Linked DNA regions of Homo sapiens: all the other regions are linked to region 1. A link is a loop called in an ENCODE intact Hi-C map of the cell type or tissue named here. Cell type or tissue: mammary epithelial cell. All regions are shown on one strand. Each heading gives the region's core, and the rest is flanking DNA. Links, peaks and the distances in the headings are about the cores only. Region 1 has its middle 110 kb from the start of COL5A2. Region 2 overlaps COL5A2 (collagen type V alpha 2 chain). Region 3 has its middle 57 kb from the start of COL5A2.

Region 1 (11,278 bases), core at 1,479-9,478:
ATGCCGATTCCAGGAAACACTTGTAAGGGAGTGAGACACTGAAGGGAAGGAAAGCAATAGTGTGCTATCAGCCCGTTCAGGCTGCTTTAATAGACTACCATAACCTGGGTTGCTTTTTTTTTTTTTTTTTTTTCTTGAGACGGAGTCTCGCTCTGTCGCCCAGGCTGGAGTGCAGTGTCATGATCTCAGCTCACTGCAAGCTCCGCTTCCCAGGTTCACGCCATTCTCCTGCTTCAGCCTCACCAGTAGCTGGGACTACAGGCGCCCGCCACCATGCCCGGCTAATTTTTTGTATTTTGTTTAGTAGAGATGGGGTTTCACCGTGTTAGCCAGGATGGTTTCGATCTCCTGACCTTGTGATGTGCCCGCCTTGGCCTCCCAAAGTGCTGGGATTACAGGCATGAGCCACCGCTCCTGGCCCTCTGGGTTGCTTTTAATCAATAGAAATTTAGTTTTCACGGTTCCAAAGGCTGGGAAGTCTAAGAAAAGGCACCAGTAAATTCAGTGTCTGGTGAGGACTGGCTTATGGGTTCATGGACAACTGTCTTTTTGCCTGTCCTCATGTGGCTGAAGAGGATAGCTAGCTCTCTGGGGTCTCTTTTATAAAAGTACTAATCCTTATCATGAGGGCTTCGCCTTCACGACTTAATTCCCTCTTAAAGGTTCCACCTCCTAATCCTAACCTTGTGGGTTAGGATTTCAACACAATTCTGGGGAGACGCAGACAGTCAGATAATAGTGTATTATTAAACCAGTTACCACTTGTTCTATCCTACTGGAAAATTCTGGGGGATACAGTAGAATACTTCAGACTTATCCTAGCTGAGGGAAAAGTTAACTGGGATGTTTATGTACCAACTCCCATTAGTCACCGGTTGAGAATTGCTCCCATGGGAGTATTAATTCTCAAGCATTTCTGGTCTGACTTCTGCACAGTGCACGCAGGCTCTTTTTTTTTCTTTTATTATTATTATACTTTAAGTTTTAGGGTACATGTGCACAATGTGCAGGTTAGTTACATATGTATACATGTGCCATGCTGGTGTGCTGCACCCATTAACTCGTCATTTAGTGTTAGGTATATCTCCTAATGCTATCCCTCCCCACTCCCCCCACCCCACAACAGTCCCCAGAGTGTGATGTTCCCCTTCCTGTGTCCATGTGTTCTCATTGTTCAATTCCCACCTTTGAGTGAGAATATGCGGTGTTTGGTTTTTTGTTCTTGCGGTAGTTTACTGAGAATGATGATTTCTAGTTTCATCCATGTCCCTACAAAGGACATGAACTCATCATTTTTTATGGCTGCATAGTATTCCATGGTGTATATGTGCCACATTTTCTTAATCCAGTCTATCATTGCTGGACATTTGGGTTGGTTCCAAGTCTTTGCTATTGTGAATAGTGCCACAATAAACATATGTGTGCATGTGTCTTTATAGCAGCATGATTTATATTCCTTTGGGTATATACCCAGTAATAGGATGGCTGGGTCAAATGGTATTTCTAGTTCTAGATCCCTGAGGAATCGCCACACTGACTTCCACAATGGTTCAGCTAGTTTACAGTCCCACCAACAGTGTCAAAGTGTTCCTATTTCTCCACATCCTCTCCAGCACCTGTTGTTTCCTGACTTTTTAATGATTGCCATTCTATCTGGTGTGAGATGGCATCTCATTGTGGTTTTGATTTGCATTTCTCTGATGGCCAGTGATGGTGAGCATTTTTTCATGTGTTTTTTGGCTGCATAAATGTCTTCTTTTGAGAAGTGTCTGTTCATGTCCTTTGCCCCCTTTTTGATGGGGTTGTTCTTTTTGCAGGCTCTAACCAGTAAAGCCCTCAACTTTTGGAAGCAGCAGAATGGCCAATGTCAAGGTGTAAGGGTGAGATATCTTCCTTATAGTTTCAGTTTAGCTCTTAGATAATTTCTTACCTAAAATAGATGTTAATCATGAGCCAATTTTCCTAAGTAGATTTTTTTCTCACTTCAAAAGTAAATTATCAATTAATAAGCTGCGGTCTTCCATACAATATATGTGGCTTCATCTACCCATGGTATATATTGACAATGATATCAAATTAGTTTACCCAGTTCCCAAGAATCAGATCACTTAGTGGAGTTTCTTGGGTTGGAGTAGACTACTGTTTTTCTCTCTAGGAAAATGCAAAATTCCATTTCATAAAGGTTGGAGCTATCCATTGCTTAAAGTGATTTCCTTCTGGGGTGTTAATTATGATCACATAATAAAATGAGTGCATGGATTCCTTGGAATTAGACTCTCTATTTTTATAACATAGAGAAAATCCAAAAATATCCATATAGGTTTCTATAGAAGATACATCAAAGATGCTAAATTAATACATTTTCAGTATAATCCTAGAAATGGAACAAACCAGTATAGAATAGAGCAAGTTTTTTTTTTAAACCAAAGAGCTTAATTTTCCACAGGAAAAAATAGCAGAAAAATTTTCAGTAGTATAAAATGAGAAAAAATTTTACCCAGATATAAAAATTCAAGCTGTGATGACGAGAAATGATCTTGCCTATATAGTGAGTCATAATTTCCAAATGTGGTTTATAACCACCATGTTGTATGGTATGTCTGAAGTACTTCTGCCATGAAAGTAACACCTACTCTGAAAGAATTTATCCATGATAAAATTTATGTAAAAAAATTTAACCTAATGTCCTAATAAAGTTGTGGGGAAAGATGCCAGGAATGAAATAATCAATTTCAACTATAAGGGAGTAAAACCAAAAAAATGAAAATGAGTCTCACAATTTTATGAATTTGTCATTTTATTCTTATGAAATTGTAGGAATTAGTGAATGGTGAAATAATGTGTAGCAAAATGGTTTTCTGTTTCTTGCCAGGATATAGTTAAGATTATAGAGCTAATAATGCTGATTCAGAAACCGGCAGCGAAACTTTAACCTTTCAGCCTTCTCTATTGAGTGGATATAAAGATATCTATTAGGATACTTGCATCTATTTAAATCTCTTAAGTGAGAAGACTAACTATACCCAAAGTGCATAAAATCAAAATGTTTATTGAGATTTATGGAATCAATCTATGGGAGTTAGATAAAAGTCACTATGACTTTCCTTAAAAGACAGTTCTTAAATGTATTAGTTAAATATTCTTAAATTTTAATTGGATGTGTCTTTGAGATAATGTTATAACTTCTTGACATAAAGAAGACCAGTATAGAAAACTCTGAAACATTTTAAATTTACTAATATATGCCTGTCTCCAAGAATGAGGCCCAGTATTTTAGAACCTACAATGAAGACATTCTTTCAGAATTTTTAAATTTCTGATAGCCTTCTTAATTCATCAAGGTCTCCTTTCTTACAAGCAGAGATATTTTCCCTTGTCTTGAGATATTGTACCATTCACATATTTGTTATGTCTAACATACCTCCTTCTAAAATGTATTTGAGGTTTCCTTTCCCTGTATATAATAATGTGTGTGTGTGTGTGTGTGTGTGTGTGTGTGTGTGTGTATTAACAAAAATCCTCCAATATTTCTATCTTACTTCTCCCTTCAGTAAATCCTCCATCAGGTAAACTTGAAAAAGTTGTGTACATGTGTTATCTCTCTTTTTCATGGCAAATTCACCCCTTGATTCACTCTAATCTGGTTATTTTGCTAACAATTCTACCTCAAATAACTCTTGCTCTATTTATCTCTAAGTCACAAAACCCAATGTATAATTTACGTCTTCAACGTATTTGACTACTCAGCAGCATTCTACATTACTGGGCATTCTCCATCTCAGCAAATGCTCCTTTGGCTGCCATGACACTACACTCTTGGTTTCCTTTCAGAAAATTCCTTTTCAGACTTCTTTGTCAAATTATTCATTGCTGGATTTTAAATGTTGTACAGTCATATGTTGCTTAAGGATGGAGACATTTTCTAAGAAATACATTTTTAGGTGATTTTGTCGTTGTTCAAACATCATAGCGTGTGCTTACACAAACCTAGATGTTCTCATTGTGTGTTCTTGGCACCTTTGTTGAAAATCAATTGACTATAAGTGCATGGATTTATTTCTGGAATCTCTATTCTGTTCCTTTGGTTTATGTGGCTGTGTTTATGCCAGTACCATGCTGTTTTGATTAGTATAGCTTTGTAGTATATTTTGAAGTCAGGTAGTGTGATGCCTCCAATTTCATTCTTTTTGCTCAAGATTGCTTTGGCTTTTCGAGGTCTTTTGTGCTTCCTTATGAATTTTAGGATTTCTAGAAATGTCTTTGAAAAATGTCATTGAACTTTTGATAGGGATTGCGTTGAATCTGTAGATCACTTTGGGTAGCATGGACATTGTAATTCTTACAATCCATGAACACAAAATATTTCTGTTCAGGTCTTTCACCTCCTTGGTTAAGTTTATTTCTAAGTATTTTATTACTTTGGTAGCTAATATAAATGAGGCTGGATTGATTGAATAAAATCAATCAGAAATACTAGGTTTACAAACCTAGGTGTTCGGAAATACTACTAATATGTTTATGTTTATTTTGTATTTTGCAACTTTACTGAATTTGTTTATTCTAGCAGCTTTCTCCGTGGAGTCTAGATTTTTAAAAAATATATAAGATCATGTTTTCTGCAAACAGGAATGATTTAACTTCTCTCTTTCCAATTTGAATGGCTTTATCATTTTTTTCTTGACTAATGCTCTTGCTAGAACTTTTAGTACTATGTTGAATAGAAATGGTAAGAGTGGGCATCCTTGTCGTGTTCCTGATCTTGGAGAAAAAGCTTTCATCTTTTCACAATTGAGTATGATGTTAGAAGTGAGCCTGTCATATATGATTTTTACTGTCCTGAGGTACATTTCTTTTCTTTTCTTTTTTTCTTTTTTCTTTTTTTTTAGATAGAGTCTTGATCGGGTGCCCAGGCTGGAGTGCAGTGGCACAATCTTTGCTCACTGCAACCTCCGCCTCCCAGGTTCAGGCGATTCTCTGCCTCAGCCTCCTGAGTAGCTGGGATTACAGGTGTACGCCACCACGCCCAGCTAATTTTTGTATTTTTAGTAGAGACAGGGTTTCACCATGTTGGCCAGGCTGGTTTCGAACTCCTGACCTCAGGTGATCTGCCCACCTCAGCCTCCCAAAGTGCTGGGATTACAGGTGTGAGCCACCGTGCCCAGCCATGTCGAGGTACATTTCTTTTATACCTAATTTGTTGAAACTTTCAGCGAAATGGATATTGAATTTTGTCAAATGCTTTTTCTGCAGCAATTGAGATGAACATATGATTTTAGTCATTCATTATGTTAATGTGGCGTATCACATTTATTGATCTTCATTTTTTGAACATCCTTGGATCCCATAGATAAATTCCTGTTGGTCACGGTGAATGATCCCTTTAACATGCTGTGGAATGTGTTTGTTAGCATTTTGTTGAGGATTTTGAATTTTTACAGGGATACTGGCCTGTAATTTTCTTTTCTTTTAGTGTCTTTGTCTGGCTTTGGTATCAGGATAACGCTGGCCTCATAAATTGCATTTTGAAGTATTCTTTTTTGTCCAGTTTTTTTTAGAGAAATTGAGAAGGATAGGTATTTGTTCTTAAACGTTTGGTAAAAGCAGTGAAGCCACGAGGCTCTAGGCTTTTCTTTCATGGAAAACTTTTCATTACTGGTTTAATCTCTTTACTCATTATTCATCTGTTTGGATTTTCTGCTTCTTTATTATTCAGTCTTGGTAGGTTGTATGTGTCTAGGAATTTATTTCTTCTAGGCTATACAGTTTGTTGATGTATGATTATTCATAGTCATCACATTACTGACTGCCTGATACTGCTTGTAGTGCTTTTTAAAGCTATACAATCATAGTTAAGAAAATACATCATTCTTTACTTTCAAGGACTTAACAAGTCAAATGAGGTCAACACAAGTAGATAGAAAAAACCCCTAATACCTTTATAATGTGCAGGAGAAAGACAAAGACTAGACTTGTTTGCAATAACTTTAGTTAACATATGCATGGTTATAAACTTGTTATAACATGCTGAAATCAGGATCTAGGAAAGCAGAGAGAAGCCCAAACGTCTTTTTTTTCTGGCTTTGACTCATGTATTCAGATACTTACTGTGGGACCTCTTTTCATTCCATAAACAGCAGGTGGCATACTTTCTTTTCTGATCTTTTTTTTAGTGTAGCTGTTCTTGTCATCTGTTGAATTCTCCAGTGCTGTTGCTCTTTGTTTTTTGCTTGTATGTAATACACAACTCTGGAAGTCCTTGAATAGTTTGGGCACATAAAGGGTGAAATATAACCATAAGTTTTTGAAATGTGTGAGACATTAAGAGATAAATATTACATTTAACATTCAGATAGATAAAACCAAAGTGGATTTTCTGCTTAATTTAAAAAACTAGATGTCTAAAATAAAGTAACAAAAAGAAGTCAGGATTTTATATCTTTTCTAGGCAGACTAGTAGAATATAACATTTTTAGATTATCTTAAGGAGAGTAATTGCAATGATTTTTGCAGCTGGTTTTATATGTGTATTGCTCTAAATCTTGTAATTTAACATGGTTTGTTAGTAAGTAGTCACTGCATAATCCTTTATACTACTACTAATTTTAGTACCTCATCATATATTTCCTTGTTCCATGGGTACAAGTCTTATCTCACCATCAGGAGTAGCCTCTTAAAGGAAGTGATAGACATCTTTTGAGATGACTGGGATTATAGTGGGAGCTCATCAAATATTTGTTGAACTGAATAGAGAAGGGGCTTTTTCACTCATACATCATTCATCTTTCCCCAACCTCCCCACCTTCCAAGTCGCTGATCCTGTGTCCATTGTGCTTGTGCCACTTCCATGCCCATATCTCAGTGGTCAGTAACAAAATTGGAAAGCAAATAACATTTTTTATTCTGTCATTCATTAGGCTTTTTGTAAAAAAATTTTTGTAAAAAAATTTTATACCTTTAATGATAACTACCATTGATTATGTGCCAAGTACTTCACAGATGCTATTTTACTTCAGTCAAAAATAACTCTCAATTTGGTACTATTTTTTTTTTAATTTTTATATGGAACTCTGAGATTTTAAGCTACTATGTGACAGAACCAATATTTGTTCTGTGTTCTTAACTACTGCATTCCATGGCTTCTCAGGGATGCAACTGATACTTCTTAAATTTGGGCAGGTTGTCTCAAAAGTATAAACCATATCTTTCCCAGGAGATAGGTAATAGATACTATGATATTACTCTAAATTAACATCCACAAAGTAGATGTTCATTCTTAAGTTTTTTTTGCTTCTGACATTTTGCTTCTGATTTTTGAAAGAATAATAGGTAAAAATTTCTTCCTACAAAGGAACTTATGAATCTAAAATTATTTCCTATGTTAGAATATTTTTCTCTGCTGTTAAAAATAGACATTCTAAGATTTTAAAATCACAGACAAAACTAATTCCATATTGTATTTATGAATTGGGAAGTAAATTAAAATAATTTAAAAACTACATTTTGCTCATTTAGAAGAATTCTTTTAAGGATTTAATTCACTTTTGAAATAGTGCCATAAAGTCTCTTAAAACCATTGAAGACTGTAAGTCTCTTCTGTGCTGTGGCATGTCTTCCACTTATGCCTGTATCTCACTACTCTTAAGATAGGCCTTTTCTGTCTGTACTCAAGTCTGACCACCTCCCGTTTTTCCCTCCGAGTACCTCCCATGGAAATTCTTGAAAAATAAAGCAATACTTCAACCCACACTTTAATGAGTGGACTGGAATCCCCATCCCTTTAGCTATCTTAGTAGTGACTCATAGAATTGTCTAGCCCTTGCTTTCCTAACATTTTCCATTCACTGTAAGTTATTTCTTCATCTTCTTTTGGTGCTCAAAAGTGCTTTTCATGTGTGCCAGCTGAAAAACTAGAAAAAAATATCTATAGTTTCAAATTTGAGTGTGCTATTTGAACTTTTTAATACAGCCCTAGTGATCTGGTGTTTGGCAAAAGTACCACCTGAAAATGGACAGTTAGGATGCAACTAAAAGCCACTTGACTATAATTTCTTAAATGTGATGCCAAACTGTGCAATCTGACCTGCCTATGTCAATTTAGTACTCTCTTGTCTTCAGTCTTTTTTTTTTTTCAACCACGTATGAGCTTTTCTAGAGGTACCCTTAGGCCACCCAGAGAATCCAGGCACTTAATTTCAAAGTATAATTAGATAATAGCTGCTTGGTGGAATAAGGTAGTGTCAGAGACATTTGTCAAATGTGATATTATGATATTGATCCAAAATGTGCTTATTGGGAAAACTTGAGGAGATAAGCATACTAAATGATTTGTGCAACCACAAGTACTCATGCCTCATCTGTCCACTCATTTGCTTCATGGTTATAATTAATAAGAGATAAAAATGCAAAAATGTCATAGAATACAGAGAAATTAATATCTAAAGCACATTTTAGTTTATCAAAGGCATCTCTTCAGGGATACATTATCTTTAAAAACTTGCCTTTTACTTTAAACGACCACTTTTATCAGTCAGAAATTATGCCTTTGATATTGTTCCTGATCAGAAGCAGAGCTGCTAGTGGGAAAATATCAAGTTAGATGACCTGGGATCTTGCTTGTTCTGCCGTGGTAGCTGTGGTATGTGACCTTCTGGAAATCAGCTATTTCATCTCAACTTCAGTTTTCTCTTTCTATAAAATAAACATTTCTTGCCTTGCTCATCTTATGAGATTTTTGTGAGCACCCAATGAAATAATACAGATGGGAAATTGCACTGTAGATGTAGGTTATTATTAGTCAGAATTCAGGGGGCCTTTTCAGATTGTCTTAACTTTCTCTGGAGGTGCAGGTCCTGGAATTAGGAGCAATGTTTAGGTATTGGTGGGTTCAGGGCTTTAACAGGTAAAATAGAGTTGTGATTTGTCGAGCCTTGGGGAAAGTTTTGAAATGTGGTCTGGCATTAGGGGAACAGTGCCAACTTTTGTCACAGTGGTCTGTCTCAGAAGAAGATGCTCACATTCAGGGGCAGGAACAAGCAGAGGGGTTCATACTGCCTTGCTCTGTGTTTTTATCTTTCTTCCTTCATAAAGAATATAGCCTCAAGAGAACTCTTTTCTAGACACACACACACACACACACACACACACACACACACCATGTGCATGCTCACAAAGTAGTACACTGAAGGCTGACTCAGGGGTGTCCATATGGATGTCATAGAGGAAGGGAATTCATAAAATAAACAATAACAACAAGAATTACCCCATATCAAGTAATAAAACACCCCAGCAAAGTACTTGTTATCCAAGCATACCTTATACAGTCATGTGCCACATAACAAGGCATGAACAGTAGTCAACAATGGACTGCATGAACAACAGTGGTCAGAGCAATGGGCTATACCCTACAGCCTGTGCGTGTAGTAGGCTATACTATCTACGTTTGTATAAGTACACTGTATGTTTTCACAGTATCAAAATCACCTACATGTGCATTTCTAAGAAAATATCCTTGTTGTTAAGCAACATATACTCTATATTAGTCAATTAGTCAATACTTGGTGATATGGTTTGTCTCTGTGTCCCCACCCATATCTCATGTTGAATTGTAATCCCCCCATGTATTGTAGGAGGGGCCTGGTGGGAAGTGATTGAATCATGGGGGCGGACTTCCCCCTTGCTGTTCTTGTGATGGAGTTCTCATGAGATCTGGTTGTTTAAAAGGGTGTAGCATTTCCCCCTTCTCTCTGTCTCTCTTGCTCTGCCGTAGTAAGATGTGTTTGCTTCCCCTTCACCTTCCACCATGATTGTAAGTTTCCTGAGGCCTCCCAGCCATGCTTCCTATATAGCCTGAGGAACTGTGAATCAATTATACCTCTTTTCTTCTTAAATTTCTCAGTCTTAGGTAGTTCTTGATCGCAGTTTGAGAATGGACTAATATACTTGAGTTTGCAAGAACTGGATATATTTGGATGCCATATTAAACATAAAAGTGGTCATTGATTAGGAATATTTGATAATTAAAATTAGAATTAAAACACTTTTGTTTTCCAACTAATTGTTACCTATTTTGCTTTGAAAAAACTATAAATATCAATATATGACATAAGCATATCATATATATGATATAAGCAATGTATGATATGAGCATATAAATATCAATAAATATCAGTATGCTTATTCATGACCTGAATTGTTTCTTGCCAACTATTCTAAGAAACTTGATTCTGATTCTGACTAGTTAGGCTAAGCAGCATTATTTTTTCTAACATGTAATTTTAGTACATATTTCCAGATTAATGGTGAATGTGGTTCAGATTAGAGACCAACTCTGGATTCATGTGGTATTTTTTGAAGTTGGTAGAGTGAATTTTAGGCTCATATTTTAAAAATAAACTTCTAATTTTAGAATTATTCAATTTAATTTATGGAAGATTTGTAAAGATAGTAGTTTCCATATATCCCACACCTAATTTCCTCTATATTTAATGTCTTTTATTGACATGGCACATTTGTCACAATTAATGAACCAGTATTGATGTTTTATTATTAAGTAAGTTCATACTTGATTCAAATTTCCTTAGTTTTTTCCTAAAATCCCCCTTTTTTTTTGTTTCAAGATCTCATCTGAGATACCACATTACATGTAGTCATCAGATTTTCTTAGGTTCCTTTTGACTGTGACATTCTCAGATTTTCCCTGTTTTTGATGATCTTTATAGTTTTGAGAAGTACTAGTCAGATGTCCTGTAGAATTGTTCAATTAGTATTTGTTTTATTTTTGTCTCATGATTAGACTGGGGTTATGAGTTCTTGGGAGGAAGACCACAGAGATTGAGTTAAGCTCACTTTTTGCTCTTTCAAAAAAATTGCATAGGGTAACGTTTTCTCTTTTCTTTAAATTTTATCTTTTCTCCTTTGCTGCCTTTGTTGTCCTTTCCTTCCCTGGTTCCTTTTCTCTTTATCTTCTCTCCTTCTTCCCTTTTTTCTCCCCCTCTTCTTTCCTTCTTTCCTTCTTTCCTCCCTTTCTTCCTCTTTCCTTCCTCTTTATTTTCAAACAAGTCAACAGCATTTACTAATTCAGTACTATATTTCCCCACATGAAGACTCCATAGCTCTTTATCCCTTCATATTTAACTAAAAATACTTACCTATTTTGTTGCCACAGGAGGAAATTTATTTATATATTTGTTAAATTGAGTAGACAGTGATTGAATGTTGCTTATATTCCTAACTCGGGGTATAATAGTAGTCTTTTATATTCTTGAAGTTGATTTTAACA
Region 2 (11,278 bases), core at 1,186-9,185, 150 kb after region 1:
TTTAAATGTCTGAAGTTTAGGATAATCCAGAAATGGTTCTAAGGATCTGTGATAGACTCCTCAAGAAATTCTCCACCAACTCATTTGGTAGAGTCCCGGGACCATCAGAGAGGAGATAAAGCTTCTCTTCCTCCTTCTCCACCTACTTCCTTACCCTTGGGACTTTGCTGGGGCCCTGGGGTATTAGTTAAGGCATGTAGATGGCCTGCAAGGTAAAGAAGCACTCTGATATTATCTGTAAGCCCAGAACATTCTCTGGGTAATGTTTTTTCTAGAGACGTTATAGCACTGTAGTCCTAGGAAGCCCTCAGTATTTGAATTTTTCCACCTGAAGAAATATTTTTTTGGTCTTTACTTGTTTCTTGACTCTAAGACAGCTCCTTATGCATGTTAGAACATCTTTCCAAATCCCATGGTGATTCAATCTTCAAGCAGTTTTTGTATGAACCTAGTCATACAAGTATTCAAGCATCATTTTCCCTCCCAGTACCATGATTCCTCTGTGAGTTGTATTGTGTTAAGAAGATAGTTATTCTCTCCTTTGTAACAGATTCCACCAGATCACCTGGTTGAAAGTAAACCTTAGATTTCCAGGGTCTTCGCTGAATTCTGTCTTTATGAATGGGGATCATATTGACAACTTGTCTTTTCTGGTTTGCTTAATTTGTTACTGGTAGGTCATATGTCTTGGCTTACTGTTCAACATTTAACCCTTACGTTTTTTCATAATTTTCGTATAGATGTTATAGCATCTTAGGTATTTATCTGTGTCAAATATAACAATGCATTTTTGGCAATTTGATCCAGTATTTTGGACACACATAATTTAATATGTAGTTTAGGTGTTGAAATCGTCAAAAGAATACATTAAAAGAGAAAAGAACTAACTATTCTTTTAGTATTACCCCAATAATACAATTTTATATTTAGGATTTCTTTGGATTCCGGAATTGGTTTCCTTCCTCTGTTTGACATTTTTAAGGGTCTTCTTATTGTTGGCTTTGAAGTTACTTGTTTCACAATCTTTTTCACAAATATAGTTTCACAAAGATAGTTTCACAAATCTTTTTCTGGTCTAATTTCCAGTTATGTCTGATGTGTCAAATTTTAGAGGCTTCCCTTTCTTCCTTGACTTGGGAAAATTTGATTTAGATGCTTGTTTCTTCCTATGAAGGCAGCTTTTACTGTAATAGTTTGCTGTGAAAGCATTTTTTAATGCATCTGGCTTGTTTTTATGATTCATGACAAAAAATTCATCTTGGGCTTCTAATGATGTATTTTAAAATAGTCTCCAGACGTCCCGTGGTTCATTTTATTTTAAACTATTTCTTTTTACTTCTTTTTTAATAATGGCCAGATTTTCCTAAGTTCCCTTTACTAAAATTAAATTATTTTATATGGCATTCCTTTTTTCTTGCCAAATGCTAGGCTTAATCATTTTGAATACTGTGTAGACAGAAGTGGGCACCCATGATACAACCTTCATCAATTCCTGCTCAAGTCTGCCTAGACTCGGAAAATCCAATTTTGGCAAACTGATGTCTGTAATCATCTGTATTCTTGTACTCCAATGTGCATTCTGTATGTCTATGATGGGATTACAATATAAATTCACCTTATTTATACTTTATCCAATGTTTTCACTTTCTTTCTTGTTATACACTATTTAGATAATTTTGCTTAAATAGTGTCCCTGTAGCCCATAGAATAAGTAAGGTTCATATTTTTTAGTTTAACAACCAATGCCTTTCATAATTTGATCCCTAATTATTCTATCTTCATTCACTTCCCACTGAACTTTTTCTTTTCTTTTGCAGTACAATTCTTACTAAATGGTAAAATTTCACAACTGTACCTTCTCCCAGATCTTTCTGGAATACCTTTCCCATTTCCTTCATTGTTCATCCGATCAATGTATGAAGATATCATCATTCTAATCAAGATGTTAGTTGTAGGTGCCTTTTCAGTTAAATTGCATGTAACCTTCCTAAATCCTTGGTCCTTGCCTTCAATGTAATTCTACTGTCTTGCTCTTTATGAGTCCAGATGTGAGAGTCATTACCTCACTCATGTACATGGCAAACTCCACTCATGTCAAGTTTTTGGAAATTTAATAATTTAACTGAAGATTTTTGGTTCTAAAGAAGGATCACAGTATTAAGGACTATCTATCTATTTTCTCCTTTTTTTCCTTTTCAGAAAATAATAATTATGCCTTATCTCATATACTTTTGTAGCCTGGTTTCACCTATTATATGGGTCTTCCCCTATACTCTAAGTAGCTTAGAAAAGTATGTATTTTTCTTTAAAATATGGTACTTGCCCAATAAAAATCCTTCTGAATAAGATCTTCTTCAGCTCATTAATTGGCCATAGTTTTTAAAGAGCCCAGAATGATCTAGGCAATATAATAGACACTGATTATATAGCAAGAAAATTGCAGGTCAGGTTTTTGTGTTCATAAAGTTTTAGTGTGTGATCCAAATAGCAATACATAATTGTAAATTAGATATTCAATAGATATTTGGGGTTATGCAAGTGAATATTTTATATTTTAAGCTTAGTTGTATTATTTTAGGGAATTATAGTATATTTGCATTACTGTATTTTACTATTTAAATAGGAAATTCAGTGAACGCTGCCTTGAATCCATGTAAAAAATAAACAAGAAGAAAGAGATGGTCAAGAAATGTATCATTCTTAATTCCTGACGTGTGCAATTTTTCACATTACTTTACTCATTTAAGTAAAATTTCTATTGGAGTATAGTTCCCATGTCATGTTTCTAACCCTTTCTAAGTGCAAGAATCCTTCTGTGTTCTCACATCCCGCTTACTCAGAGTCTGAAGTAAGAAAGTTTTTATACAAACATGGAAACACTCATGGCTTCTACTGTTTCATACATATAGGAATTAAGAAAGTATTTTGCAATGCTCTGAAGGCAATTCTGGTTGTAGACTAGGTCAGCTCGGGCTTCCATGAGGTTCTAAACTCTAAGAAGGGCTAGTTCAGAAAGGATCATTGGAACAAGAGGAAAATTGCATGCTAATGTATTCCAGGAGATGATGAAATCTCTCATCTTATTAATTTGGCAGTGTTGAGTTCCTCTTCTGTAGAATGTAATTTCCTTTCTAAAAGATATGAAGCATCTGTTCCCACTCAGAACCAAATGGAGAATTCTTCATCTACATTAGCAAGTCAGGCCTGCTTAGTGCCCCAACTGTGCTTACTGCTCAGGATGTTCTACTCACGCTGACTGGTTAGTGCATCTGGTGTTTCACATTATTTGTTGGAATTATAAGCACTTATCATCTTCCCAGTTCATTAGGATTAAAAAACTCTGATAAAAGTATATATATAAAATATATGTATTTTTTAATTCAAGAAGATGGCAAATGGATTTTTTCAGTCTTGAAAAATATATAAATATAATATATACATATAACATATATATGTATGTATGCACATATATTTTTGTTTGTTCTCACTCATTCAGCATTGTATGGGTACAACAAGGATACTGCAACCTACAGTGTCCTTATGAAGCTAACATACATGACTATACAAACACAGACCAGTTCTCTAATTCAAAATTTACAGTAAATAAGCACTGATTGTTTTTCTCCCCTCTCCTTTGAGAAGATTCTTGCTCAGAAACAAAACTTGTACTCTCCTAACTAGGTAAAACTAAGCAAATACCCAACTATGTACTTGTTTACTGAAACTGTGTGTCAAACTGTACCTTTTTTTTCTCTTTCATCTGTCTGTCTTTTGAGTTTTTGAATTGTTCAGAAAATTCTTAAGTACTTTTATGTTCACTGTTTTCAGAGGCCCAAGAGTCTTGCATCACAGCAACATGGTTTCTTGCAGGGAAGAATGTGTTTGAATGTCCACACCCCTTGCCATAACCATCTGGTTTGCAGATGATAAATACAAACACTACGTTGTTTCTTTTTTTTCCTCCTCTAAAGATCTGGGAAACAGATTGAACTTAAAATTCTACCCTGGCGATCTCAATATATTAATCTTCATTACCATGTCTAGTTCTTTAAGAATTCCAGTTCTGCAGCTATATATTTTTTAAAGACTGAACACATAATACGTATGATATACCACTTGTAGGATTTTTTTATGTTATTATAATGTCTTCATTTCTTCCTACAGTCTAGTAATATCTTACTCCTTTTTCAAAGTCCAGTTTAAGACCTGTTTCCCCTGTGAAGTCTTTTCTAGTTATTCTAACCTCCACACGTCTCTCTTTCATTGTTTGGAAGACTTCACACCAAAGCAAGGTATATATTTGTTTAAAAGTTTCATGCATGGGCTTAGCTCCCTAATCAGAGTATGAGTTGTTTAATAACAGATTGTTCATATGTTTTGTAATCATAGTATAATGGACACAATGGATATTTAGAACCTAGTTGTCGAATTAATACTTCATTAATGCCATCAAAGAAGCCTCATTCTAATAGAGGATATGAGAGAGACTTTATTAGGATGGGATTAAGTTAGGCAGAAAATTTTACAGTGGGAAATATTGACCTCAGTTACAGGGTTAGAGTAGGCCTTTATACACCTTTTGTCTGAAATAACATTAGAAACAGAAATGGAAAACAGTGCCACCTCTGGGTGACTTCTGTCTGAAATAGAAAACAGTGCCACCTCCAGGTGACCCTAGGCAAGTGGACAGGAGCAAAATAAAAGGCATTCCTTCTTCCAGTAGATACAGCCCCAAGCTAGGGTTCATAGTATGACAAGGAGAGCTTGGATTGAATGTCATTTCCCACTGGCCCCCTCAGTTGGAGTCTTTGTGAAGTGTACAAACTGCAAACAATATACAACAGCCCTCCAAACAGTGATATAGATAATGCAGGCAAGTCAAGGCGGCTTGGTGGCTTATGAAGTAGCTGACACTGCATACTCTGTGTGGCATGAAGCTAGAGGCTAAGCACCTAGAAATTTATTTGTTACACATTAGGAGAGAGATCGAACAATCATGGCTGATGTGGAAAATATTTACTTAAGAATGTAGATTTTTCATTGGTATATAAAAATAATATTTAAGAGAATGAATAGCCCAGAGAATAGTCAAGTAGGTCAAAAAGCAGTTGATGAGATTTGTAAGGTGTGAACAATAACCAGAGTGAAAAAAAAAATGACACAATTCTGAAGGTGAGGACAAAGTTGTTATTGGGCCAGAGTGCGACTGAGGGCAATTGCTGAGGTTTGAGAAAGGTGACACAATTGAAGGGCCATTTAAGAAGAAGTTTCGATAGCTATGTTTAAGATAGATTGCAGGGTAATCATAGTATAAAGAAATCTGAAGGATGTCTGTCCTATTGAAAGCAGAATGAACAGGAATTAATTAAGGTAAAATATGGAGAGAATTTTTTGGTTGACCTTATATAAGAGTGGGCATAAGATAATAAGCATTTAAATTATATTCTTTAGTGGACATTCATTAATATAATGATAATCATTACTTTGAGGCTACCATTTATTGAGTGCTTAATAAGTGCATTCAATTATTAAGTCTATGTATAGTACATTTGTATAAATAATGTTAGATTTTAGTCTAACAAAACACATAAATATTGGTAAATGATATGCACAGATATAAAAAATTTATAATTATGGTGAGCTAGTTGGCTGCAGTATGGAAAATATAATCTATGGTATACATATATCATAAATGTTAAGCATTTATTTTAGAAATAAAAAAACAAGGATTTTCAAGGGAAGTATAGATGTTTAAATATACCTAGTTCGAAGAGTAATCTTGTTTTGCACTAAAATGTATTTTATTATTAAAAACATTTTGTTTAAAATTATTGTCAATCATAACATGAAAACATATAGATTAAACTTTAAATATTTTGGAATAATCTGTATCCATTCCAATGATAACTTATCAAGTCTATACAATGTTAACATTTACATATAATAGGGAAAAATCTAGTTCTTGATTATATCAGATTTATATTATCTCTCACCATAGGCATAGGAAATTCCAGAAAAGAATTTGACATTATTTATAAAATTACTATCCATAAAACATCTTAAATATTTTTCCTTAGTTTGATGAAGCTCAACCTTTAGTCTTTCATCCTTGACATACATTTCGTTATCAAATCATGCAAGCAAAATATGCAGAATTGGATTTCTTCAAGTGAAAAAGAGATGGCTTCACTATTAAACTCTATAAACTCCTTGATCCTATTAAAAGGACGGTTTGCTTAATTTTTTAGGTCAGAATACACCTTAAGAATCTAGAAGAAATTTAACAGTGCATTTCGCTATTTTGAAATAGCATTAGTAAATTTCAAGAATTCGGGGGAAGTTGGGAAATGAGCGTGCTAACTTTAAAACTTGCATTAACTACGTGACCCATGTGACTATATGAACTTATTTTACATTTTTTGGTAAGAGGAAATCTTTAACCGGAGCCATAAATAAATTATCCCAGTCAGATAATTGTATATATTAATATATACTCAGCATAGTCTTTGGTTACAGTAATAGAAAGAATGCATCTGCAAAGATAAGGCTCTGAAAACTGACTTTTCACTGCCTGTGAAATCATTTCGCCCCTGTGAACCCCAATCCCTTTATATGTAATAAGGCAAAATAGGCAAATAATTTCTACCTTGAATAGTCGTGAGCATTTATCAGATAACATCTGAAAACTGCCTTGTATAAAGTAAACACTAGATGGTATTTATTATTATTATTAATGGTAACCTTACGCATATTAATTCACCAATGTTTTTAACTGGTCTACTGCACACTATATTTCCAGCTAACTTCCAAGTCGGCTTCCTTACCAGACCATGGGGAATCCTCAGCTCATATTGCCCAGCCCCATCTCTGCCTGTCAAAGTCCTGCTTCATTTCCCAGAATACCTCACTGAAAGCACATCTCTATTAAAAGGAATACATCTGGCTATTTTATAGTTCCTTTTAATAAAAGAATGCTGATTTTATCATTGAAGTATTTTTAAATCTTAAGTGGGCAAGGTGAAAATTTTAGTATATTTTAGAATAAAATATTTGAATCTAGGTTAATTAACAAGTAATATCTGTGTGGTGCTTAATAGTTTAAAATGCTTTTTTCATGTAATTTATCCATTTCACTTGCAATAAGAATTATTAAAACTAATTTTTAATTTGGAAGAACTGAGCCTTAGAAAAATATATTACTTACTCAAGTTCTCTCTATGGTAATTACTAGAGCTATGTCTTCTGATACTAGAAACTATTTTTCTTAGTATACATTAAGCCTCTACAATGAGAAATAAGATTTAATAAAAAGAAGGGGAGGGGATACAGATAATAACCTAAAAGGGAAATAGTAAGGAAATGTAAAGCTGTAACTATAGCTTTGTACATTTTGAATAAAGATCAACTTCCCTATTCTCTTTCTTCCTTTCTATATATATATGTGCATATACATACATAGATTTTTCTGTATTTTTATTATAAGCTTTGTTGAAGCACAGTGGTGTCTCTTTGTTTAAATTTCTGGTCTATAAACATATCTTTGTTTTATAATATAATGCCAAATGTGCCTCCAGGTTTAAAATGTATTAATATTCAGAAGAGTCCTCTAATCTGCTTAAGACAAGATAAAGGGAAAAAGGCAATGTAGAATCAGAGGGCTGTGTTCTTCATTGAGGCCCTGGGCATGTTTTTTCTGTTTACAATTGCTGGAAAATATTAGTTTTATTTTCTGCCCTATATGGTATCGTATCATGTATGTACATATGTTAAAGTGTGATTATTTTGGTATAAATACATATTTTACACTTTGATTCTTATTTTTATTCTTGATGTTTATAACTGGAGAATTATAGAAATGCTAACCAATTGTATTTTGGACATGATTTAACATCTGGTCACTTTTTTATTTTTTTATTTTTTTGAGATAGAGTCTCTCTGTGTCGCCCAGACTGGAGTGCAGCGGCGCCATCTTGGCTCACTGCAACCTCTGTCTCCTGGATTCAAGTGATTCTTCTGCCTCAGCCTCCTGAGCAGCTGGGACTACAGGTGCGCGCCACCATGCCCAGCTAATTTTTGTATTTTTAGTAGAGACGGGGTGCCACCATATTGGCCAGGCTAGTCTCGAATTCCTGACCTCGTGATCTGCCTGCCTTGGCTTCCCAAAGTGTTGGGGTTACAGGCGTGAGCCACTGCACCCAGCCAACATCTGGTCACTTTTAAAATATACTTTCTAATTTTAGAAGTTTTAAATTTACAAAATAATTGTACCGATAGTACAAAGGGTTCTCAAATAATCTAGACCCAATTTTCCCTCTTCTTAACATCTTACATTCACAACGAATAAGCCAATATTGATATTTTACTATTAACTAGAGTCATACTTTAGTTAGATTTTCTTAGTTTTTGTCTAATGACCTCTTTCTGTTCCAGGATCCCTCACAGGATCCCATATTACATTTAGTTGCATGTCTCCTTAGGCTCCTTTTGGCTATGACAGTTTCCAGACATTCCTTGTTTTTTAGGATTTTGACGATTTTTCAGGAGTACTGGCCTGATATTTTGTACCATGTCCCTCAATTAGGATGTGTATGATTTTTGTTTTCATGATTAGACTGGAGTTCTGGGTGTTGGGAGGAGGTAAAGTGCCATTCTCAACTATCAACATGAATTATTATTACTGATATTAAACTTTAATAATTAATTAATTTATTTATTTTTGAGAGGGAGTTTCACTCTTGTTGCCCAGGCTGGAGTGCAATGGCGTGATCTCAGCTCCCTGCAAACTCTGCCTCCTGGGTTCAAGTGATTCTCCTGCCTCGGCCTCCCAAAGTGCTGGGATTACAGACGTGAGCCACCGCGCCAAGCCTGGTGTTAAATTTGATCACCTGTCTGGGGTGGTATTTGTCCTGTGTCTTCACTGTAAATTTGCTGTTTCCTCCCTTTTCCATTCTGTACCCTTTGGAAGGAAGCCACTATGTACATACAGTTCTTACTTAAGGAGTGGAGACTTACTCTTCAACTTTTAAAGGGTGGGGTAGCTACATAAATCATTTGCAATTCTGCATAGGAGATTTGTCCTATTCTATTTTATATTTTGTATGTATTTACATCGGTATGGACTCATAGATATTTATTTTACATTTTTGGTGATATTTGAATGCTACTTTGCTTATTTTATTTGTCAAACTGTTTCAGTTTTGGCCACTGGAAAGTCTTTCAGTTGTATTCTGTGTCCCTTTGATATATCCCCATCATGTGGGCTTTTTTGTGTGTATGTACTTTTTTACTTTCGGTTACTATAAGATGTTCTAGGTTCGTTTTGTATATTTATTGGCCCAGTCCTAGAATCAGCTGTTTATTCAAAGAGCTCTTGTTCCTTATATTGGAGAATGCTATCAGAAACCACAATCTGGGACCTAGGTGTGTTCATTGCTACTTGGGAGTTGTTGCTTCTGTGTTCTGTCAGCTGACAGAGCAAGGAAATATATATGTGTGTACTAATAGTTGTATATACAAATATCTATATATATTTCAATTAAGCATGTATGAGTTAATATTTGGAAGCAGAGACAGTAGAATCGCCTGAGAAGAAATCTGAGCATTTCTTCTCAGATTTTTCCTATATGTGATATATAAACAGAAGCAAATCAAGACATATTAATAAGTAAGATAAGGGTAGAGCTAGACAGAGGCTGGAAATAATACCTTAAAAATATACCGGGCCGGGTGCATTGGCTCACACCTGTAATCCCAGCACTTTGGGAGGCCGAGGAGGGTGGATCACAAGGTCAGGAGTTCGAGATCAGCCTGGCCAACATGGTGCAACCCTGTCTCTACTAAAAAATACAAAAATTAGCTGGGCATTGTGGCATGCACCTGTAATCCCAGCTACTCAGGAGGCTGAGGCAGGAGAATTGCTTGAACCTGGGAGGCAGAGGTTGCAGTGAGCCGACATCATGCCACTGCACTCCAGCCTGGGTGACTGAGCAAGACTCCATTTTATATATGTATATCCTAAACCTGGAGTCCTCAACTGGATTAGGCCCACACAGATATTTTCCTGGGCTCAAACAGTGCTTTGAAAAACTATTAGAATTACATCATTAACATCAAACAATTGAGAGATGTCAAACACAAATATTGATTTCTATCTTCTCTTTAAAATTTGCCAGGTCTGAGAAATCCTAGGCACACATCATTTATGCACCCATCACCTTGTGCTGAATGGTGGTTCAAGCCTTCATGAGTATTGCACAAGCCCCAGTTCAACAGCCCATCTACCCATCCCCCGCCCCCAACTCACTGTCTTCTGCACAGTTAGAAGCTAGCTCAGGTTCTAGTCCATGTGCTGCTGTTTTTTCTATTGTAGAGGAGAAAGGAAAATATTTCCTGGATCCATGGCTAACAAATTAATAAGATAAGAAAAAGCATTTTCCTCTAAGTGAAAAGTATCATTTTTTGTTTAATACACAATGTGTGACTACATCAAAAGAATATTACTTAAAATTTCAGTACAAAATCAACCCAGCTCACCAAATTTGGATTTCTCTAATCCTGTGTTCTTCAATAGTGATCAGAACATAAGTCTTCCTTCTTGCTACTTGTACAAAATGACTTCATCAAGTAACATGAGCCAATACAGAATTTGGATTTAGGCGTGGCCTTGATATATATGTTATTATTAGATTTCAAAACTTCAGAAGACATCTCTCATGTAAGAGTAGGACTTCATTTTCTGTGATAATTTTATACCTCTTGTCATTTCCTATAAAAGACCAATGATAATTCACTCAAGATCCATAAATCACATTCTATTGCTATATTTAATGTATTATGTTTGTGTTTTTGCTTGAAGAGATTGGTCCAGTTAGTTTTATTCAGAATAAACACGAACGAAGAAAACATTTGTTAACTGTAGATTAATAATTGTAATTATAGAACCTATAATATAGATTTCTACTACACTAAAGAGATGGAATTTAGATTCAGCATTTTATTTGACATTTGGCTTCTATTTTTCAAAATGATGAATATTATCAGACAATAAAAAGTTTGGGCCATCAGCAGTTAAAATGAAAATAAAGTTCAGATTGTAAGTAGCTGAAAGTGAAGCAAGTTTATAGCTTGCCATGTTTTACTAACTGAACCAAACTAAATATATTTGGCAAGACAATGTACTTGTGGCAAGAAAATGGAAAAAAGCAGTGTGATTACTTGAATAAGGTTGAATTTAGGTCTAATTCCAAGTATTAAAAATAAATGTAAGATAAAATATAAT
Region 3 (11,278 bases), core at 2,246-10,245, 52 kb after region 1:
GCTAGGCTGCCCCTTCCTACTTACCCTCGAAGTTCCTGAGCACTGAGAGATCTGTAGTCAGCTTTCCCAAGATCATCTGACAGGTTCCTTTTCAAAGACTCTTTCCTTATCCCCTGTTTATTCCTCACACCATGAAGTTCAGCCTGCTCCATTAATTTATCAAACTTCCCACTTTATACTTTGTTTGAAAATATAGTTTATACTTAATATCATGTGGTAACTTAACATTTTTGGCATTACAGTATATCATGGTCTTTCTCACACACAAAACAGTATATCTTTGAATGGAAGGAAGCAAAACTTGAGTTAGACCATGAAGAATGGATAGGGTTTGGGCAGATGGGGTTTTAGGTTAGAGAGTCATGACTTGGGTGAGTACAGTGAAGCAGGAACCAGAAGGTCATGTGTGTGTGTGTAAGGCATATTATACAGTAAAAAGAAGAAGGGCTTCATGTTGGCTAGAACTGTATTTAAATCCTGCCAATTACTAGCTATTTAGCTGTGAGCAAGACAGCTTCCCTCTCTAAGCTTTGATATCCTTATCTATAAAATAACAGTACCTACCATACAGGGTTATTTACAAATATTAACGGCCATGTGTGTAAAACACCTAAAAAATGTTTTATGTATAGAAGCTACTTAATAAATAGTAAGTATCTAATGCTGTGTCAGTGACAGGAAAATTAAGACATGCCAGAAAGCACAAAGGTATCAAATGGTTTTCTGAAACCCCACTATAAACAAAATAAAAATGGAGATGAAAAATGTTCACACTATACATATGACAAGGCTAATAGGCTGTATATATTTTTAAATGTCTTTATAAGTCAATAAGAAAAAGAGGAACCCCAATAGACAACAGTGTGAAAGGGCTCAAGCATGCACTTTTCAGATAAAATACTAATAATCAATAAACATTTGAACAAATGTTCACCCTCACTGTGGTCAAAGAAAAGTACATAAAATGGGATACCATTTGGGGCCTGCCAAATTAGCAAAGGTTGGGTAGGGGAGAATACCTGGTACCAGCAAAGTACCAGTGCAAATGAGTATAGTTTGGTGGAATTAACTTGGCAATAATGGTCAATAATCTTTAAAATATCACTCAGCTTTGGACCCAACTACTTTATTTCTTAACCTTTAGTCATAGGACAATCAATGTAGTAGCTAAGAGAATAAAGGATATTGGGAAAAATATTTTTATTATTTTCTCGAACAACGTTTTGCTTTGTCACCCAGGCTGGAGTACAGGGGTGTGATCATGGTTCAGTGCAGCCTCAACCTCCTGGGCTCAAGTGATCCTCCCACTTCAGCCTCCCAAATAGCTGGGACTACAGGTGCATGCCCTTCTAATTTTTTTATTTATTTTGTAGAGATGGGGTCTCAATACGTTGCCCAGGCATAATTGTTGAACAATAGGATAATCGTGGAAAATCCATTCAAATGCTTGTGTGTAGAGAAAGTAAATCAAATAGGAATCTTCAGTAACACAGAGCAATGTTCATTCAATTTATTTTATTTTATTTTTATAGATCCTGGGGGTACAAGTGCAGTTTTGTTACATCAATATATTGTCTAGTGGCTTTTAGTGTGCCCATTGCCTAAATAGTGAATGTTGTACCCAATAGGTAGTTGTTCATTCAATTTAAATAGTTGAAAAATAAGTTTACAAAAAAAATAGTAATTAAGGGAAAAAAGGGAAGATGGTCTACAAGTGCTGTGTTGTTTGTCAGAGAATAATGAGGATATGTGGTGGGGTCTGTTGATTATATCTGATGTGAAATAAAACAGGGCACTATTGAACATTATAGAAGATTGAAGATGAAAATGAAAAGGATTTAACACATTAACTTTGCGTGGCAAGCTGTTTGGTTTTAATGATAAAATAATACGTGATTAGATTTGGAAGTTTGAAGTCCAATTTGTGGGAACAAATCCCAATGAGTAGCAAAGAAAAAATGTTATTAATATGGTTCTATTCTTGCAGTCTATTTTATGAACACATTTTTGTGTCTTAGATTTTCCTTTTATGTCTTAGATTTTATTGATTGCACTTGAGAGCCACCATGAAGCTTCCTCTGAGAACCTGGAGATAAAGTAAGATTTATTCCTCTGAAGATTATATTATGAAAATAACATGTAAAGGTTTGGAAAAGAGACCTGCAGAACTGTCTTAAAGACACTGGGGGACTACTGGGCCAATAGGACTGGTGAAAAACATGGATCAGGCAATCACAAGAGGAATTGATTGGGTAGAGAAACTCAGAAAGGAAAAAGCAGAGTCAAGACATAAAACACTGACAGCATCATCCCTGGACTTTACAGGCATGATCTCATTTTAAGTTATCCAATACTTTAAACATTACTGTCTGCTACAGAGTAAATGTTTGTGTAGCCCTAAAATTCACACGTTGAAGTCCTAATCCCCAGTGTGATAGTATTTGAAGGTGCAGCCTTTGGGAGGTAACTGGGGTTAGATTAGATCACAAGGATGAGGCCCTCATGATGGAATTCATGCCCTTATAAAAGACACAAGTGTTCTCTCTCTTTGCCATGTGAGAATACAGTGAGACAGTGGTCACCTACAAGCTATGAAGAGGGCCCTTGCTAAGAATCAAATCTTCTGACATCTTGATCTTCATCTTCCCAGCCACCAGAACTATAAGAAACAAATGTTTGCTGTTTAAGCCACCAACGGCTTTTGTTATAGCAGCCTGACCCAATTAAGGCATTTTTTGGTAAGGCTACCTTCAGTATTTTCTTCAAATATACTAAATTTAAGGCCTAAAGCTGAATTTGGCTCACGTATATCATTAACTTGACTTGTTTGGTTTTTGGTTTTTGTTGTTTTTTAAAATATTGTGTTAGTTTTCTAACACTGCTATAACAAATGACCACAAATCTAGTGGCTTAAAACAGTACAGAGTTATTATCTTCCATTTCTGGAGGAAGAAGTCTGAAATGTGTCTTATCTGGCTAAAATCAAAGTATGAGCAGGCTTTGTTCCTTCTGGAGATGCTAGGGGACAATCAGTTCCTTGTCTTCTCTAACTTCTAGGTCCTCCCGCATTCCTTATCTTGTGGCCCCCTCTTCTGTCTTTATTTTTTTATTTATTTTATTTTATTATTATTATACTTTAAGTTTTAGGGTACATGTGCACAATGTGTAGGTTAGTTACATATGTATACATGTGCCATGCTGGTGTGCTGCACCCATTAACTCGTCATTTAGCATTAGGTATATCTCCCAATGCTATCCCTCCCCCCTCCCCCCACCCCACAACAGTCCCCAGAGTGTGATGTTCCCCTTCCTGTGTCCATGTGTTCTCATTGTTCAATTCCCAACTATGAGTGAGAATATGCGGTGTTTGGTTTTTTAAGCCAGAAACGTTGCATTTTCAGATCGCACTCTCTGACTCTGACCCTTGTTTTTGTTACCATGTCCCCTTCCCTCACTGTGTTCCTCCTGCCTCCCTCTGCCCCTTGTAAGGACTTTTGGAATTACACTGGGCACACTTGGAGAATACAGGATAATCTTTCCATCTCAAGGTTCTTGATCATCTGCAAAGTCCCTTTTGGCATGCAAGGTAACAGGTTCCTGGGAATAGGTCAGGGGCATTTTGTGAGGCCATTATTCTATTATAATTATTAACATTAAAAAAATCTGAAGATAAACATTAAAAATGTAAAGTTCCAGAGTCTCTTTAAAAAATCAGAAGTTCTGTCAACACTTGGGTCTACACTCCCTGTGATGATGATCAGCTAGAATTGAATATCTGGTAGTTCCTTTTGTAAACACCTTGGTTGCACTTCAGTTGACCAAAGTTCATTTGGGATGACTTTGCTAACTCATATTACCTGCCTAGCCTCTAAAGCATTTGAATTTTTATTTTCTGTGTAAAAAGAATACCTAATTGTATTTTAAACAGAGTATAATAAATATTTTATTTTTCTAAGTAATTATTACCCTTTTTAAAACCTGACCTCTGATTATAACTTGGTTTCTTTGAGTCCCCACCCAAATCTTATCTCGAATTAGAATCCCCATAATCCCCACGTGTCAAGGGAGAAACCAGGTGGAGAGTAGTTGGATCATGTGGGCCATTTCCCCCATGCTGTTTTTGTGATAGTGAGTGAGTTCTCACAAGATCTGATGGTTTTGTAAGGGGCTCTTTCCCCTTTGCTCAGCTCTTCTCCTTCCTGCCACCTGGTGAAGAAGGTGGCTTGCTTCCCCTTTGCCTTCTGCCATGATTGTAAGTTTCCTGAGGCTTCCCCAGCCATGCTGAACTGTGAGTCAGTTAAACCTATTTCCTTTATAAATTACCCAGTCTCAGGCAGTTCTTTATAGCAGTATGAAAATGGACTAATACACTCTCAGGCAGTTCTTTATATAGCAGTATGAAAACAGACTAATATATTGTATTTTCTTAGGGATACATAACAAATATTCTAGTTCTGTTTAGAATCTTATTTCCTACTGGAAGTTTATCCTTTTGAATTTTGAATTAATGCTTCAGGTTCATGATCCATTTTCAATGTACAGGAAAGATCAGGTCTTTGAGGCTGCAAAATGGAGGTCTAGTTCCTGGTAAGTGATTAATTAACAAGATGGCGATGCTCAGTGGGATCTCTTTGGAGATGTCCTGCTGTCTGCCTCATTTGCATTTTAAAACATCAAGAGAGAAATAAACCAACATACTCATATTTATGACATATTTATCACATTTTTATTGGAGCAATGCAAAATTCTCAAACAGAAGAGGAGAAACATAGCTGAAGCTATTTCAGAAAATTAGAATAAATTTTGTTTTATACATATTTATTTTGATGTTGAATGCAAACTATAATAGCTCGCAAATATATTATATTCCCAAGACCCATGGACAATTTCAATTATGATGGAAATATTTTGTTCTGTGAAAATACTGATTAAGATTAGCTCTATTTTCCCATCCGATAAAAGCTATAAAATGGTTCTAAAATATAAATGGTGATTTTTAAGTTTATTGAACACAAAACTGAGCCTTGAGATAGTGTCAAGGAAATCCAAAGTTCATCAAATGTAGAGTTATAATTACTTCGCCACATTTAATTGTTGTTTTTTGAGTTTCATAAATTTCTATGAACAAATGGAAAATTTGTGCCAAATAAAAATTTATATTTGCATTTATTATTAAAAGTACACACTTACAGTCTGTCATTGCAAATTTGTTTGGTCTATAGTGGTTGGATATATTGCCAAAATCACTATAATATCAGCAATTATGCATATTTTAGCTTTTACCACAGTAATGTTCTACTTATATATCATCAAACTCATTAACTTCTCTGAGGTGCATTTCTTAATTACCCTAGACCAATGTCATTCCTCAGTCCTATGAATTCCTTTGCCACTTATTATGTGTATCATTTCATGTATAATTTAAGAAAATCTTTTTTTACCAGCAATATTGACTACTATATTCATTTGCTTGAGCCCAGCTGTCTTTTTTTTTGCTGTTATTGTCTTACAAAATTATCATTTCTAAGACCTTATTCTTATCCTCTTTTGTAAACTCTGTGAAATAAGAGATAAAATTGAAAGAACAATAAAAGAATAAAATGGGAAGGGTGGCATAACTTCTAAAAAAATACTAACAAATAAAGCATATATGGTGGAGGAAATAGTGTTCCTGAAGTAAAAAAACAATTGCAACTGGAATAGGAAATTATTAAGGTATACATTTAAAAAAATCTTTCTTGAACTGAGGTAAACAGTAAACCTCTAGATCAAAAGAGTAAACCAGATTCCAGATAAAAATAGTAATACTCAATTGTGAGCCAGATCCTGGCATTATCGGGCTTCAAGAAAAAAGAAAGACCTTACAACAGACAGAGAATCCTTTCTAATCTAAATGTAAAAGGTAATGAAGTATGGCATTTAGAAGAATAGGAGAATAAAATCTTTGTGATTCTGGAGTAATACATACTGTTTAAACAAGATACACAAATTGCTAACTATAAAGAAAAACATTGATAAATTAAACTACATTAAAGTTAAGAACTTATTATCATAAGTTATCATTAAAAGAGTGAGTGGGAGTTTATTTGTCATGTATTTGACACACATATGAATACTTATATATATAAAGGTCTTACATATCCATAATACTTAAAGAATGCTTGCACATCAGTAAGAAAATGTCAGATAGCCCAGTGGAAACATTGGCAAATGACTTGAATAGACACTTCACAATAGGGGATATCTTGGTAGCCCATAGACCTATAAAAAGGATCTCAACTTTATTTGGTCATCAAGTAAATTGCAAATTAAAACCAAAATGTGATGCCACTCTACACCCACCAGACTGGCTAAAATGACAATGTCAAGTGTTGGAGAGGATGTTTAGCAACTAGAACTCTCATCAATTATTGATAGGAGTTGTAAATCAATATAACCACTTTGGAAAACTATTTGTCAATATTTAGTAGTGATGAACATATTCATACCATATTGCCCAATTATTCTACTCTGCGATATATATTTCACATATATTGTCCAACAGGCATGTGCAAGAATATTCATAGCAACATTGTTTGTAATGGCCCTGTGTCAGATATTGCCAAGACAACTCAGTTTTGATGATTTATAGGACTCACAGGACTCAGCACAACTAGAGTCATGCTCATGGTTATGATTCATTACAGTGAAAGGATACAAAGTAAAATCAGGGCAAGGAAAAGACTCATGGGGCAAAATCCAGAGGAAACATGGTGCAAGTTCCCAGAGTCTTCTCCCAATTAATCGCACAGGACACACTTAATCCCTTGAACAGCAAGTTGTGACAACACATGTGAAATGCTGTCTACCAGAGAAACCCATTAGAGACTTGGTGTTCAGGTGTTTTTTTTTTTTTATTGGGGGATGGACAAATATGCAGCCTCTGCCTGGAACGTAGCAGAATTCCAGACTCCCAGAAGGAAAGCAGGTGTTCAGCATAAACCACATTGTTTCTACAAACCATTTGGGCACAATGAGACACTATTACTAGTTACTTACTCCAAAATCCAAGTTCTTACATGCTAGTCAAGGGCCAACAGTAGGTGCAGCCTTGTCTAGGGATAGCAGTATGGCCTGCTATGTTAACTCTTTTCTGCATGAGCTCCAAACTGGAATTAATTAGGAGCTAAAAAGTCTAAGAGCAGTCGAATGGAACAGTGAATAAATAAATTATGGTATGTTCATACAATGGATTACTTTACAAAAAATGGGAATTATATTCCAAAAAACATATGCAACAATATGGCTGAGATATAATGCTGACTAAAAGAAGCAAGATGTAAAAGGACACATATTGCATCTTTATGTTTGTGGGAAGTTCAAAACTAGGTGAAATTAAACATCATAATGTTTGAAGTCACCTAGGGAGACTAAGAATCTGAGTGTTGATTACATGTTCACTTTGTGACTATCCTTTGGGTGAAACATGATTTTTGCTCTCTTCAATATTATGTTCTATAGCAATAAAAAGTTTACTAATAAACATTTCTTAACATGAAAAAATAATGAAGACTCTTGCATATATTTATTTAGGCAGAAGGAACAGATGATTTAGTAAGAAAGTAAGAGAGATTTTTCTGATAGTTCTCCTCTATGCCATTAAAACAATTAAAAATATGTACTATTTAGAGAATGTGTGTGCCAGAAACTCTACTGAGTCATAGTATGTAGCCCTGCCCTCTCCAGTATAGCAGACACTGGACTCATGTGGCTACTGAGGACATAAAATGTGGCAGTCCAAATTGATATATGTGACATGCAAATGCTATAACTGAATGGTATAGCTATATGGTATAAGTATAAAATATACACTATATTTAGAATTCTCAGTATAATAAAGAATGTAATATCTCAATAATGTTTTACATGTTGAAATGATGTATATTATTGAACCTATTGGGTTAAGTATAATTATTATTTTTATTTAAATTATAAATATCCAAATTAGTTTTACCTTTTTAATGTGACTGCTAGAAAAATTAAAACTATAAATGTGGTTTACACTATATTTTTATTAGCACTAATATAGATCATGCCATTAATTCCTTACCTTAAACCTGGGAAGTAAGGAATAGTCTCATTTTACAGATAAGAACAATGAGATTTAGGAAACTAAGTAAAAGTATGCATTATGTAATTTGCAAAGGTCTAGCAAGTAATTAGCGGAGCTAAAATTAGATGTTTACATGATTCTAGGTCCTGTGCTCTTCACCTCCTGCTGTACTCTCAGAAGACCAGGAGGCATCCTCTACTGAATTTTCAGAGAAGAATGGTTTAATCCAAGTATTCTTTATGTAACCAGGCTGTCAACTCTATGTAAAGTCAACAAGAAAATATTTTTATGTATCCAACGACTCAGGAAAATATACTACTTATGTAACTACATTACCAAAATCTTCATTTAAATATGCGATTCAGCCAATATATGGAAAAACTAAAATAAAGTATTCTTGAATGGGAAATTCATGGTGTGAAAAAGCTGATGGTGGGCTTTGAGTTTATGTAAACATAGAAATGAATCTAATAAAAGGGAAATATAATTCCTTAAAATTCTTGAATAAAATAATACCATAATAATGATTTCAAAATTACAGAGTATAAAAACAAAAACTAGGGTGTGTGTAGTGGAATGGGACTAGGCTGAGGATGTATAGTTTGCAATTTACTTAGGAGGAAGTTAATAGATGTTATTTCATTCTTGAACTTGATAAACTGACAAGTATATGCTTAATCAATGTTATAAAAGATACAAAGGTAAACACTAGTGGAACTAAAAACAGAACACACGATTTATAATATGCTGAAAGTAGATATCACAGGTAATATAGACCATCAAATAGAAGAGAGAAAACAAAGAAAATAGATAAGAAGCAAAAATAAAACAATCATTAAAATAAGATGACTGAAAGAGCAAATGCATATGCTCCTTGACTTACAATGGGGGTATGTGGTGATAAACCCATTGCCACTGGAAAATATTGTAAGTCAAAAATTGACATTTTGTAGCCCTGATGGCATGAGAAACACAATATCCAAAAAATTCTGGTAACACAGCACACTGTATTGGTTGTTTACCTTCGTGATTGCATGGCTGACTGGGAGCTGTGACTCGCTTTAAAATTTGAGGTACAGTTTCTACTGATGGCATATCACTTTTGCATCATCATAAAGTTGAGAAATCTTAATTTGAACAATTGTGAGTCAGGACCATCTGTACACTTCTTCCAACAATAAAACAATGGAATAAACTCCATTAAAGAAAATATTGAGTTGAAAGAAAAATATTGTTTAACTTTTTTTTTTCAAATACCAAGGTAAAGCTGTAGTAACAAAGTTGTATTTAACGATCCTATAGTATCTAATTACATTTGCTTTTCTGGTGACTACTTTTTAGAGTTCTTTGGGTCTCAATTCTAGTTGACTATTTACAGCATTTACATTTATTGACAAGCAGCTACAGGAAGTAGAAATGTTAATGTCTTATTTTTAATTGTCATTGTTTACCTCAACTTGTGGCTACATGTAGCTTTGATTTAGGAAACAATAATAACTTTATTCTTTAATGGAAGCATTTAAAACCCTGTTTATCTTTCCTGGATCTCAGCCTTCAATTACCTAGAAACAAAATGAAAGCAGTGAGAGAAAAGACACAGATGCCAACAGGAAAACAATGATTTGTACCCTCTGTATAATGACCATATGTATTGATGGTGCTGAGACTATTATTACTACATGCTTGCTTTTGATGGAAGTTTTCTTGCTCTATTTTGATAAAACTCTGAAATAGAAAACTAAGTATACTAGAAATCCAGCTGCTTATTCTCTTAAATTTTATTCATGTATCAGTGATTCTGGGCCTTAGCAGCTTTGAAGGCTAAACTAGGTTTCAATATTAGTCACTCAGCAGAAAGCATTTTTCTCAGGGGTGATTCCACCCACCCTTTAATTTCTCATAAGCATAAGAAATTTATTTCTCATAGTTCTCAAGGCTGGGAAGTTTAAGATCAAGGAACTTGAAGATGTGCCATCTGGTGAGGCTCTGCTTCCTGGTTCATAGCTGGCCATCTTCTTCTGTGTCTTTACATGGGAGAAAGGGCAAGGGAAGTCTCTGGCTTCTCTTTTGTAGGGGGACTAATCCCATTCACAAGGCTTCCTCCTCATCACCCAGTCACTTCCCAAAGGAAACACCTCCAAATATAATTGCATTCAAAATTAGATTGCACTGTGAATTTGCGGGGGACATAAACATTCAGTCTATAGCAGCAATGAATAATATATTGTTCTGGAGAAACATATTCCAGAAAAACCTTTTCCCTGAAACTCACTCCTCTGTAATCTGCCTCAACCAGCTCATTGCCTGGCCTATTGTAGGAACTCAGTATATTATTTTATTTTACAAAAATTGACTTTTATATCATACAGTGTTTTATAACCTATCTTTCTCACTTATAAAATAATTATGTCATGAATAGCTTCCTGTGTGTTGTGATTATAGATGTTATTACCCGATGTGAGGTATGGAAGAAATGGCCTATTACGTTATTTTCACAATTAAAGAAAAAAAATATGAGTCTGAGTCCCTTACCCACCTGGGAAATTAGAACCTCATAATTTTAAATGCAGGTGCTTATCTATGTCTCTAGTTTGCACAAAAATTCAGAAGGTTTACGAAGTGCCCAGAAAATGGAAGGAGAGTGTCTGAGTCACCATGGTCACTGAGGACTTTCCACTTATTCAAACCCTTGGAGTTACTTAAAGGCAAGTGGCTCTTCTGTTTCTATGCTCAGGCCCAGAAGGGTCTCCTCTTCCACCAAGGAACCATTCTAAAAGTCCTGCCACTTTCCTGCCATGCCCAAATGGAGCAGGACAGAGACCTTTCTTCCTTTCTAGTCGTGTGGAATGTTTACTCTCTTGCTGTGTCACCCTCTGAATTCCTCCAACAAACTCCTCTCCACCTCAGCTTTCCCAGGAAGATCTGAGAAAGGCCTCCACTTCCTTCTCCTGAGACAGCAAAATCTCCTCAATGAAGAAAGACTGTCTTGTTGGAACAGAGAATGGAAAAATAGAACATAACACAAATGTATCTTTTTCTCTTTTTATTCTTCTTTAGTTATAAGAAACATACACACAAATGCTCTAATAGCTTCTACACATTCATTAAATATTTTATCTGTATCATCTCTGTCTATATATATCTACATATGTCCTTTTTTCTTAAGTTACCAGATGATCATAAGTT

Evidence for each region. A loop is a pair of places that touch in the nucleus more often than their neighbours do. Peaks named below come from ENCODE experiments on the same cell type or tissue, not always from the same donor. Only the 100,000 strongest peaks of a DNase experiment are listed, where the experiment ranks them.
Region 2: it touches region 1 in a loop (15-fold over the local background); 24 of 110 quality-filtered maps call a loop at or near these places.
Region 3: it touches region 1 in a loop (2.1-fold over the local background); 4 of 110 quality-filtered maps call a loop at or near these places.

What each region holds. Positions count from the first base shown.
Region 1 is chr2:189,282,946-189,294,223 of GRCh38, reverse strand. It overlaps a transcript of COL5A2 not described here. Among named protein-coding and RNA genes, the nearest start is that of COL5A2, 110 kb to the right of the region's middle. In mammary epithelial cell, for the core only: a CTCF peak has its summit at 6,130 (motif pointing right); DNase peaks (open chromatin) are centred at 6,003 and 7,753; H3K27ac peaks cover 2,547 bases.
Region 2 is chr2:189,136,716-189,147,993 of GRCh38, reverse strand. All of the region lies in intron 1 of COL5A2 (collagen type V alpha 2 chain), which reads left to right. Among named protein-coding and RNA genes, the nearest start is that of MIR3129, 9.2 kb to the right of the region's middle. In mammary epithelial cell, for the core only: a CTCF peak has its summit at 4,663 (motif pointing left); no DNase peak of the experiment used is centred there.
Region 3 is chr2:189,231,620-189,242,897 of GRCh38, reverse strand. It overlaps a transcript of COL5A2 not described here. Among named protein-coding and RNA genes, the nearest start is that of COL5A2, 57 kb to the right of the region's middle. In mammary epithelial cell, for the core only: no CTCF peak of the experiment used is centred there; DNase peaks (open chromatin) are centred at 6,627 and 9,157; H3K27ac peaks cover 4,133 bases.